Linked DNA regions of Homo sapiens: region 1 is linked to region 2. The links are chromatin contacts, found by Hi-C or POLR2A ChIA-PET in ENCODE. All regions are on one chromosome and are shown on one strand. The core of a region is the stretch at or near the end of the contact, and the rest is flanking DNA. Distances in the headings are between cores, read along the strand shown. Region 1 overlaps LOC107984174 (a long non-coding RNA gene). Region 2 has its middle 150 kb from the start of C10orf126.

Region 1 (5,518 bases), core at 1,400-3,899, 73 kb after region 2:
CATTTTGTATGGGTCAATCTAGGAAATTGGAAGTTCATTGGTTGCTTATAGAAAGGTGATGGAGTAAATTCCACATAAAAATTCCTTTGGCCAATAAGGGCACCTCACCTAAGAAATAGCTCTTAAATATATTATGATATCAGATGTTACAAATATCTTTTTAATTTTTAAAAATACGCTGAATGAATTCAATTAGCAATGTTAGGTCACAGCGTGCTAACAACTTCAGAGTTAAACATAAAATCAAAATTTTAATTTGGAGGCTTTGGGGATTTGGGGGAAAGGGTGGCAGGTGGTGAGGAATAAAAGACTACACGTTAGGTACAATGTACACTGCTTGGGTGATGAGCGCACCAAATTATCAGAAATTACCACCAAAGAACTTATTCATATAACCAAACACCACTTATTCCCCAGAAACCTATTGAAATAAAAAAAAATAAATTTTTGACTGAATATGCAATAGAGAATAAGTTCTACTTATTCTATTTTATGGAATGAAGTGCTGCCCTTCCTACCAAAAAAAAATTTTTTTTTTTCTGAGATGGAGTTTCACTCTTGTTGCCCAGGCTGGAGTGCAATGGTGTGGTCCTGGTTCACTGCAACCTCCGCCTCCCAGGTTCAAGCAATTCTCCTGCCTCAGCCTCCCAAGTAGCTAGGATTACAGGTGCCCATCACCACGCCCAGCTAATTTTTGTATTTTTAGTAGAGACCGGGTTTCAGCACGTTGGCCAGGCTGGTCTTGAACTCCTGACCTCAGGAGATCTGCTTGCCTCGGCCTCCCAAAGTGCTGGGATTACAGGCATAAGCCACCACACCTGGCCCAAAAAATTGTTTTTAAAAAGAGAACAAATTCTGCTCTTCTGAAATTGAGTGAAAGTATGATGAGAGAAATTGAGTGAATGTCTCATAGAGATGCCAAGCTAGGTTTTCTGTTGTTAATTAGATCACTGAAAAATCTCATGCTATAGGATACATTTGAATAATTTTTTCTACCACAAAATGTACAGACAATAAAATAATGGAGTGGTCTACCCACTGCCAGTGTCTAAACTGAACGCTAACTGTAGCAGAAGGATGCTTGTAGCTGAAACCCAATTAAAATATCTTAAAGTATACAGACTTTTCTCTTTTTACATAACCAAAAGTCTGGATGTCTCAACACTGTCATCAAGGACTTGGGTGCTGTCACTCTTTCTACATCTTTAATGTGTTGTCCAGGTCTCTAGGTGTGGCATCTCATGATTGCCAGATAGCTTCTTAGTTCTAGGGTCATGAGCACCCCTCAAGAGTGCCTTGCTGGAGTATGTTCTCACATGCCTTTCAGATATCCCCTGGCCCCACACTTTGGAAATACAGTCAGGCGTGGTGACTCACGCCTCTAATCCCAGCACTTTGGGAGGCCAAGGCGGGCAGATCACCTGAGGTCAGGGGTTCGAGACCAGCCTGGCCAATGTGGTAAAACCCCATCTCTACTAAAAGTACAAAAATTAGCTGGGCATGTGGTGGCACCTGTAATCCCAGCTACTCAGGAGGCTGTGGCAGGAGAATTGCTAGAACCCAGGAGGCAGAGGTTGCAGTGAGTCGAGATTGCGCCATTGCACTCCAGCCTGGGCAACAGAGTGAGACTCTGCTTCCAAAAAACAAAAACAAAAACAAAAACAAAAAACCCCCGAAATACTAGAATGTTAAGGGGACCTAGAAAACTTTGATTATTGACATCACTCAACTTCATCCTTGAAGAATGAGAAAGAGCTCAGCCTCCCTGAAAGGAAGTGACTGTTTAGATAAGGATGAGCAAAACAGAGGTACTGTTAGCAAGAAAGAAATGGGGCAATGCATATTGGAGAGGGACCCTAGAGCATAGGTCTCAATGGCAAAGTCAGTAATAATTAAAATGAATCATCAAAAAAAAGGTGCAAGTGCCCTGCCTTGGATTTTCCGTAACTCAACACCTCTGGATTCAGATCTGATTTCAACTGGAATCCATGTCATGGTGTGGTCTCCCCCACATTGACTCATAACTATAAGCTGAGTTTTGGTGAAGTGAATCTAATTTTCCCTTTGATTTATTTTATGATAAGCTTTCCCCACATTTTCCTGTAGTCTGAATTTAAAACAGTTTGTAAGAGTGTGATTAAGCAATGGATCAAGTCCACAAAATATTGGGCGATATAACACTTCATCCTTCTGGAAGTGCTTTGTAACTGCAGACACTTTTCCTGACTCACTATCTGTCCTCCTTGGGTCGCCACTGTTGTTCAAACTCTGCAAATCTTTGAACTGTCTGACTCCATACTTATCATTTCTGCCCCTGCACTCTCATTCTCTTCTTTTGTCTGAGAGTGGAGAATGTCTGAGAGATTGCATCACAGTCACGTTAACCCTTGGTACTGCACAGCCTAACAGGATAAGAAAGGTTCAGTCTGGATAGGAACTAGAGCAATCAGACATCTATTCATATCTCAACGTCCTTTTGTCTGAAGGATTTTGGTTTTAGAAAATTAATTTGTGCTCTAATGTATCAACTTGGCAAGTTAGAAATCTGTAAACCAAGGTAAACAATATTTTTTGCTCTATAAAATCGTACACGTAGACACCACAGAGTGCAACTTGAAGAGTTAAAAAGTAAAACCCAGTGAGCAGCAAGCAAACTGCCTTTGCTCCCATTTGCCTTAGGGGAGAAAACTTTTCATGGTAGGGATTGCAAAACAACCAACTAAATAACTTTTACATGATTAATGGGGTGAAGGTTAGACTAAAATGTGATGTCTTCCCTCCAAAAATTAGGAAGATTTTAAAAACTCTTTCCTTTATTTAGTACAAGGAAGGCTGCAGTTTTCATTTTATTATTATTTATTTATTTACTTATTTATTTATTTTTGAGATGGAGTTTTGCTCTTGTTGCCCAGGCTGGAGTGCCAATGGCGCGATCTCTGCTCACTGCAACCTCTGCCTCCCGGGTTCAAGCGATTCTCCTGCCTCAGCCTCCTGAGTAGCTGGGATTACAGGCACGTGCCACCATGCCCAGCTAAAGTTTTTAGAAGGAAGAGTGTATTTGCTTTAGAAGAAAATGAATCTAGCCTGGCACAGTGGCTCACACCTGTAATCCCAGCAGTTTGGGAGGCCAAGGCAGGGCGATCGCTTGAGCCCAGGAGTTTGATACCAGCCTGGGCAACATGGTGAGACCCCATCTTTATAAAAAAACGCAGAAATTAGCCGGGCTTGGGGTCACACATGCCTGTAGTCCCAGCTACTTGGGAGGCTGAGGTGGGAGGATCACTTGAGCCCAGGGAGGTTGAGGCTGCAGTGAGCCATGACTGCACCACTGCACTCCAGCCTGGGATATAGAGTGAGACCTTGTCTCTAAATGAAATGAAATGAAATGAAATGAAATGAAATGAAATAAAATAAAATAAAATAAAATAAAATAAGGGAATCTCCAGAATTTCAGTATTTTAGCAGCAAATATCAGGAGTATTAGCCAAATCAATGAAAACTAGGATAAATAACATATGTTTAAATTTTAAGACAAAGTTTTGATTATGGGAATTAAGAAGTCTGTGCTACTAACATATCCTCTGTGATTATAGGAAGGCACATTAAGGTACAAACTCATATCAAAGGAGGAAATAGACAAGTATGGAACAGACATAAAGACAGTTACATAGATGAAGGAAATATTGGGATGTTGATGTAGGAAAAGAACATGGTCCAGGCCTTCTTGATGTATTTTGCAAAGGTTCATAACAAGCATGCTATGCCTTTCTATCATTTGTGGTTACTTAATAAATGGTACATAGTTCATTCTATACATGGTTCAGTTCTTCTAAACTAATTTTTTGTTCTTTATTTAAAAACAAAATTGTAAGTTTGAAAAAAAAAAAGTACAAGTCTTCCAGGGGTGCAGAAATGGGTTGAGGCAAATGATTTTTGTAGCTGAGAATCTGGACCCTCAAGTTGGCAAACAAGCTAGTTGACATCAGATTGGGTGTATACAGGGCCTGCTCTTGTTTGTTTCTGTTCCAAGGTTACACAGATGCACTTATAAACTGACCAAGTAGTGCAGAGGGAGGAGGCCCCCTTTTAAAGATCCTTTTAAAGAAACTGCTTCTATATTGATCCAATTTTTTTAAAAGTGAAGAAAGCGATTATACCTTGGCTGGGTGCAGTGGTTCACACCTGTAATCCCTATGCTTTGGGAGGCTGAAGCAGGAGGATCGCTTGAGTCCAGGAGTTCATTCAAGACCAGCTGGGGCAACATAACGAGACTTCATCTCTATAAATTTTTTTGAAAAAATATAAACAGGTGTGGTGACATGCTTCTGTAGTTCTAGTTATTCAGGAGGCTGAGGCAGGAGGATTACTTGAGCCCAGGAGTTTGAGGTTACAGTGAACTATGATTGTGCCATTGCACTCCAGCCTAGGTGGCAGAGCGATGGCCTGTCTCTAAAGAAAGAAAGAAGAAAACTGTTATACCTGTTTTTTTTTCTTGGGATCCTATGTTTGAATTCATTGCCAACATTTTCTTACCAGGTAGATATAAAGCTTTTACAAGGTTATTCATGGCTATTTGAATACATCCTTTATTTGTTTCTCTATTCCCCTGTCCATCTTCTTCAGTTACACACCCTTCTGATCTCTCTTCTGTCTTGAACCCATGAACCCATGATCCTTTGATGTCTCTCCTTGATCCATGTCCCCACTCCAGATTCCAGAAGCTCATGCTGCCCTTTCACTGATAAAATGTTCCTTTTCAATCTCAACACTGCCATTACCATCCAGACAAAATGAGAATCAAATTTGTAGGAATACAGATATGTAAAGCAGAGATTCTTGGGGAGTTAAAGGGACTTTAAAGACAAATGGCAAATGGGGCGATAACATTTCCAAGCAAAAGGTATTCTTATTATATGAAAAGTTAACACAAATTAGCAAGGATAAGATCGACAACTCAAGGAACAAGTGGGGAAAATCTCTGCCAAAAAGCAGAAAAATTCAATAAGTGTATAGTTAATACTTTCAAGCTCATTTTCAGTCAATGGAATGCAAATGAAAGAGTGACAGCATTTTTTACATATCAGAATGTCAAAGGCTGAAAAGGATTATAATTACTCATGCTGGCAAGAGTGTGATGAAATGAGCATGTCGGGGGCGGCTGTTGGGAGCCTACATGTGTACAAACTTAGCCTGGGGCATTATCAAAGCCTTCAACATGTTTCTGGTCTTTGAAGTAAGAACACTTCCAGGATTTTATCCTAAGGAAATAATTAGGGAAGCATGCAAAAACTTTTCTGTGCCGGGATGTTCTGTGCAATGTTATTTGTAATACTTGAAAAAATGGAATCATTAGCTGCACAATATTAGAAATCTAGTTAAATAATTTATTTTTATAAGAGAATCTAGTTATATAATTTATTTTATATAAAATCACATTGTCAGAGACTTCTTGATTTATGGGGCAGGATCACATTATATTAAGTGAAAATTGATGTGTTTTGTGACAGCGTGAGGTGCG
Region 2 (5,030 bases), core at 362-2,861:
TGGAGACTGCTCTGGTGGCACCATGAATGCCCTGACTTGGATACTCTTGTTTTCCAGGTAAAGAGACTGTATGTGGTGTTTTGACATTTTTCCAGAATCCCAATGTGCACAAGAGGCTTTCTGGGTGTGAGACATTTGTAACTAGGGGAATTAGTGCTATCCTGTTGGGCTGGCCTCTTGGAAGTGATTTGCCTTGGTTTTTCTCAGTGAGGGGACTGAAGTTGGGGAAAATGACAACAAGGAATTGTAGCCCTTCTTGCTGTGGTTGGCTGTGACAACACATGACACACATCATCCCCTCCACAACCAGAACAGGGATTCATGGGGACCCCAGAAGGCTTGACTGATGGACTAAAATGTGGGCTTTGATGGCCTCCTTCTTTTGGCCCTGCTTTTGTTTTTTATTGTTGTTGTTGTTGTTTGTTTGATTGTTTGTTTTTTCTGAGATAGGGTCTCACTGTTTTTGCAGGCTGGAGTGCAGTGGCATGATCACGGCTCACTGCAGCCTTGATCTCCCCAGGTTCAGGTGATCCTCCCACCTTAGCCTCTCAAGTAACTGGGACTACAGGCACGTGCCACAATGCCCAGCTAGTTTTTGTATTTTTTATAGAGAAAGGGTTGTGTTGCCCAGGCTGGTCTTGAACTTCTGGACTGAAGCCACCCTCCCACCTTGGCTTCCCAAAATGCTGGGACTACAGGTGTGAGCCACCACTCCTGGACTTGGGCCTGCTTTTGAATGATGCCAAGGCCGTCACGGTGGTCTCAAAGTCAAGCAATACAGTCAACCCAGAACCATGTTGGGCTCATCTGATCTTAGAGTCAGCCTCTCTCTGATACATTTAGATCATGTATTAGAACGGCAGCAAAAGGCACATGATTGTAGAGAGGGATGAGCTTTAACCAAGGTTAAAGAGCTTTGGCTCTTACTGGTGATGGTCCTGAAGTCAGTTATTTTGCCTCTCTTTGCCTCGGAGTTTCTTCATTTGCACAATAGGGGTAATGTTAGGATTAAAGGAGATAAAGTATGGGTCTAGTACATGGTCAATGATCATCAAGACGAAGGTTTTCTTGCAGAAATACAGGTCGGGCCCCTCAGCAGGGATTTGGCTGGTCCCACCTGATGTCATTCTTCCCACTAGTTTCAAACTGGGCTGCTCGCCTGTGGCCAGGGAGTGTATTCCAAAGCATTCCTGTTCGCCAGCTCAGGCCTCAGGGCTGCTGTGAAGCTGCAATTCCTTTCATGGAGCTCATGTGTGTGACAGGGTGTGCCCAGCTCTTAAAGTGCTTTGAAGAAAATGCCTTTGTGCTAAAAGCTCTATAAATATAAGGCGCAGACCTGGGCGTGGTGTTTCCAGAATACTCCCAATTTGATGTTAGCTGTCATCAAAGGCTCAGGTCATAGAAAAGTTGGAAATGGGGGTGGTTTGCCAATTCAGTGATTCCCCAAAGCAGAGATGATTGTTTTTTCTTTTTTTTTCCAACTTCCATTGCTTGATGGTACAAGGCCCATGTTGCCTTTCTTGTGTCCAGAACTACACAAACCTGATTTCAAGTATCCTTTTGAAGAATTACCAATTGCATACTCTCTCTCTACCCCTTTCTTCCCCACCCCACCCACCAACCATCCAGAGCCATCCAACAGCTCCTCCTGGTGGCCATTGCGGAGAGAGATTCTCTGATCACACACCTTTACCTTCAGTATGAATGTGCTTCATTCATTTATTCAACCACTTTTTATTGGTTAACTACTATGCACAAGGCATCTTGCTAGATGCTGGAGATACCAATAGAACAAATAGGGTTCCTGCCTTCATGGGGTCACAATTCTGTGAGGAAACAGACAAACAAGTGATTATAATTACACAATGACTGTGTCATAACAAAAGTATGTACAAGAGCATGGGGGAGGAGCAGGAAAGGAACCTAAGGCATGTTGATATTGAAGCTAAGAAGGCCACAACTTCAGGGCCTTCTCATTTGCATGGTCCCCTTCTGAGGCCATATCACATGTGCATATAACACACACACACACACACACACACACACACACACACACACACACATATTTTTTTCAGACAGGGTCTTGGTCTGTCACCCAGGCTGGAGTGCGGTAGCGATCACAGCTCACTGCAGCCTCAAACTCCTGGGGTCAAGCGATCCTCTCGTTTCAGCCTCCGGAGTAGCTGGGATAACAGGTACACACCACCACACCTGGCTAATTTTTGTATTTTTTGTACAGACTGGGTTTTGCTATGTTGCCAAGACTGGTCTCAAACTCCTGGCCTCAAGTGATCCTTCCTCCTCAGCCTCCCAAATTGCTGGAATTATAGGTCTTAGCCACCATCCCTGGCCTATGGTCATAGATTTTTATAAAATTTACAGGAGTAACCCATTTTGAAGGAATCAGTTAAGATTACACTTGTCTTCTGCACTAACACTTACTGTCATATTTCTCCTGTTATTGGGGGACATGGAAGCAGGAAAAGTTGTCTTTGGAACTGGCTTAGGGAGGGTTGAGTTGGGGATAGAATTCATTTGGGTTTAGTGAGGTTTTTTGTTGTTGTTGTTGTTGTTTGTTTTTTTTTTTTCTTTTTTTGAGATGGAGTTTTGCTCTTGTTGCCCAGGCTGGAGTGCAATGGCGCGATCTCAGCTCTCTGCAACCTGCCCCTCCCGAGTTCAAGTGATTCTCCTGCCTCAGCCTCCCGAGTAGCTAGGATTACAGGCATGCGCCACCACACCCGGCGAATTTTGTATTTTTAGTAGAGACGGGGTTTCTCCATGTTGGTCAGGCTGGTCTCGAACTCTTGACCTCAGATGATCGGCCCACCTCAGCCTCTCAAAGTGCTGGGAATACAGGCATGAGCCACCATGCCCGGCCCCTGGGTTTAGTGAGATATTTTTATGGGTTCATAGTTAAGCTATTGTCAGGCTTCCTTGTGTAGGAGCAGCTTCCAGAAATACTTCTATCACCCACCTTTCTGACTCAGCAACGCTGTGACATAAAGCTTCATGATCAGAGGCTACATCACAATTTAAACATGTCTGCTAGCTCCGGACACCAGAGCTAGGTGAACAATGGAGGAGAAACGTGATTTAGATAGATGGAGCCAGAAGCTAGTCTGCGGAATGTTCTTCAAATTATCAGACGTGTCACTTTGTAAGCAGAGGATTTGGTTGTGGGAAAACTTGAGAGAGGCTTCTGCAGATGTGGGAGCAGTTTTCAACACTTTTTTTTTTTTTTGAGACGAAGTCTCACTCTTGTCCCCCAGGTTGGAGTGCAATGGCACGATTTTGGCTCACTGCAGCCTCTGCCTCCTAAGTTCAAGCAATTCCCCTGCCTCAGCCTCCCAAGTAGCTGGGATTACAGGTGCCTGCCACCACGCTCGGCTAATTTTTGTATTTTTAGTAGAGATGGGGTTTCACCATGTTGGCCAGGCTGGTCTCGAACTCCTGACCTCAGGTGATCCGCCCACCTCAGCCTCCCAAAGTGCTGGGATTACAGGTGTGAGCCACCGCATCCGACCCAGTCTTCAATGACATCACTACTGAGTTTTGAAGCTGGAAGACATGTTTTCAAACAATCTATAGGCTAAAGCAAATCACCATAAAGTGTTAGAGCAAAGAGAGTGGATCTTTTTTAATCCTCTGTATAGAAAAAAAAGGTAGAAAATTGTTTTATGAAGAAGAGATCAGCGTTTGCAGCTAAAAAGTAGAGGAAAGAGAACTATTCTAGAGGCATATGAGGCAGTCACTATTTCTGTGGATTTTGTAATATCTGTGGAATTTGTCAGATGTTATTGTGATATGTTATGATTTTATACTCATTCTAAATAAATGTTCATTTTCATGCCTAATTTTTCATTTGTAATTCTGGATTCTTTTCTTTCATACTTCAGACTCTATACAACTTGGATCAGGCCTGGGAAAGAGACCCTAAGTGTGTCCTGGGGAGGACCAGTGGGGCTTCATGGAGGGTCAGTGTGGGTGCCAAGAGATGGAGGAACCTTATGAGTTGGCCAAGGGCAAAGTGAGCAAGGGAATTTCCAGGCAGAGAGGAAAAGTCAAGAGGCCTATGAGAGCCCTTCTGTAGAGGAAAGTGGGATATTGCAACTGAGGGCATGGAAGTGATCAAGGCCCCCAGGCCAGGTCATAGAGAGCTCTTCTGCTGTCCACAGGGTTCCCAAGGGAGGACCCCTGAGCGTTCAGGCAGGGAGTAGGCAGATGCTGATTTGGGGGTCCGCTAACTTTTCCTCTGTCTTTATCACTCAGCTTTTGATGAATTCTACCTTTTCTCATCTCTCTGTACATATCCCCTTAATCTTCCTCCTTCCTCATACTTTTTGGTTAATTCCTTTGACTGCCCTCTTCACTACCCTTCCACACCAAGGAAGGCTTTTTTATTTTTTTAAATTTTTTTCAGAGAGAGTCTTGCTCTGTTGTCCAGGCTGGAGTGCAGTGGCTCGATCTTGGCTTACTGCAACCTCTGCCTCCTGGGTTCAAGCAATTCTCCTGCCTCAGCCTCCTGAGTAGCTGGGATTACAGGTGCCCACCACCACGCCTGGCTAGTTTTTGTATTTTTTTTAGTAGAGACAGGGTTTCACCATGTTGGCCGGGCTGGTCTCAAACTCCTGACCTCAAGCAATCCTCCTGCCCCAACCTCCCAAAGTGCTCGGATTACAGGTGTGAGTCACCGCACCCGGCCCAAGTAGTGCTTTTTTGTCTCTCTCCTGTTGATTGTGAAATAGGAATGACTACAATCACCAAAGGAACTAACACAATGTTAGTGAGTACCCATAAGTGTTCAGTGCTGAGTAAGTAGTTGATAATTAAAATGGTAAAGGTATTGCCCTCAAGAATCCTGTTGGCTATGGGGAGATTCAGCTAAACAAGCAAACAGATATCTGATTTTTAATAAATGCGAGAAAAGAAACCATGTACTGTACCACAGTTGATTTATCCATTCATCCATCAATGGACATTTGGCTGATCCCACCTTTTGCTTATTGTGAATGGTGCTGCATTCATCTGTC

What was found. Hi-C counts contacts between places; a loop is a spot of excess contacts on that map. ChIA-PET counts read pairs that join two places held with the same protein, here RNA polymerase II (POLR2A). Pooled maps may share reads with other maps.
Region 1: a loop to region 2 is called in a map of IMR-90, with 6 times the contacts of the local background. The contact joins two enhancer-like sites. A Hi-C loop is called at or near these places in 3 of 168 maps with a recorded cell type or tissue (Caco-2, IMR-90 and MCF 10A) and 1 of 50 pooled maps. POLR2A ChIA-PET finds 5 or more read pairs at or near these places in 2 of 52 experiments (PC-9 and WTC11).

The regions. Positions count from the first base shown.
Region 1 is chr10:29,062,207-29,067,724 of GRCh38, forward strand. All of the region lies in intron 2 of LOC107984174 (a long non-coding RNA gene), which reads left to right. Among named protein-coding and RNA genes, the nearest start is that of C10orf126, 220 kb to the left of the region's middle. Within about 2 kb of position 2,650, at least 2 of the 41 ENCODE cell types and tissues checked have a DNase peak (open chromatin) inside an H3K27ac peak, as active enhancers do.
Region 2 is chr10:28,990,285-28,995,314 of GRCh38, forward strand. No RefSeq gene overlaps it. Among named protein-coding and RNA genes, the nearest start is that of C10orf126, 150 kb to the left of the region's middle. RefSeq lists an enhancer at 572-1,771 and a silencer at 1,516-1,810. Within about 2 kb of position 1,612, at least 3 of the 41 ENCODE cell types and tissues checked have a DNase peak (open chromatin) inside an H3K27ac peak, as active enhancers do.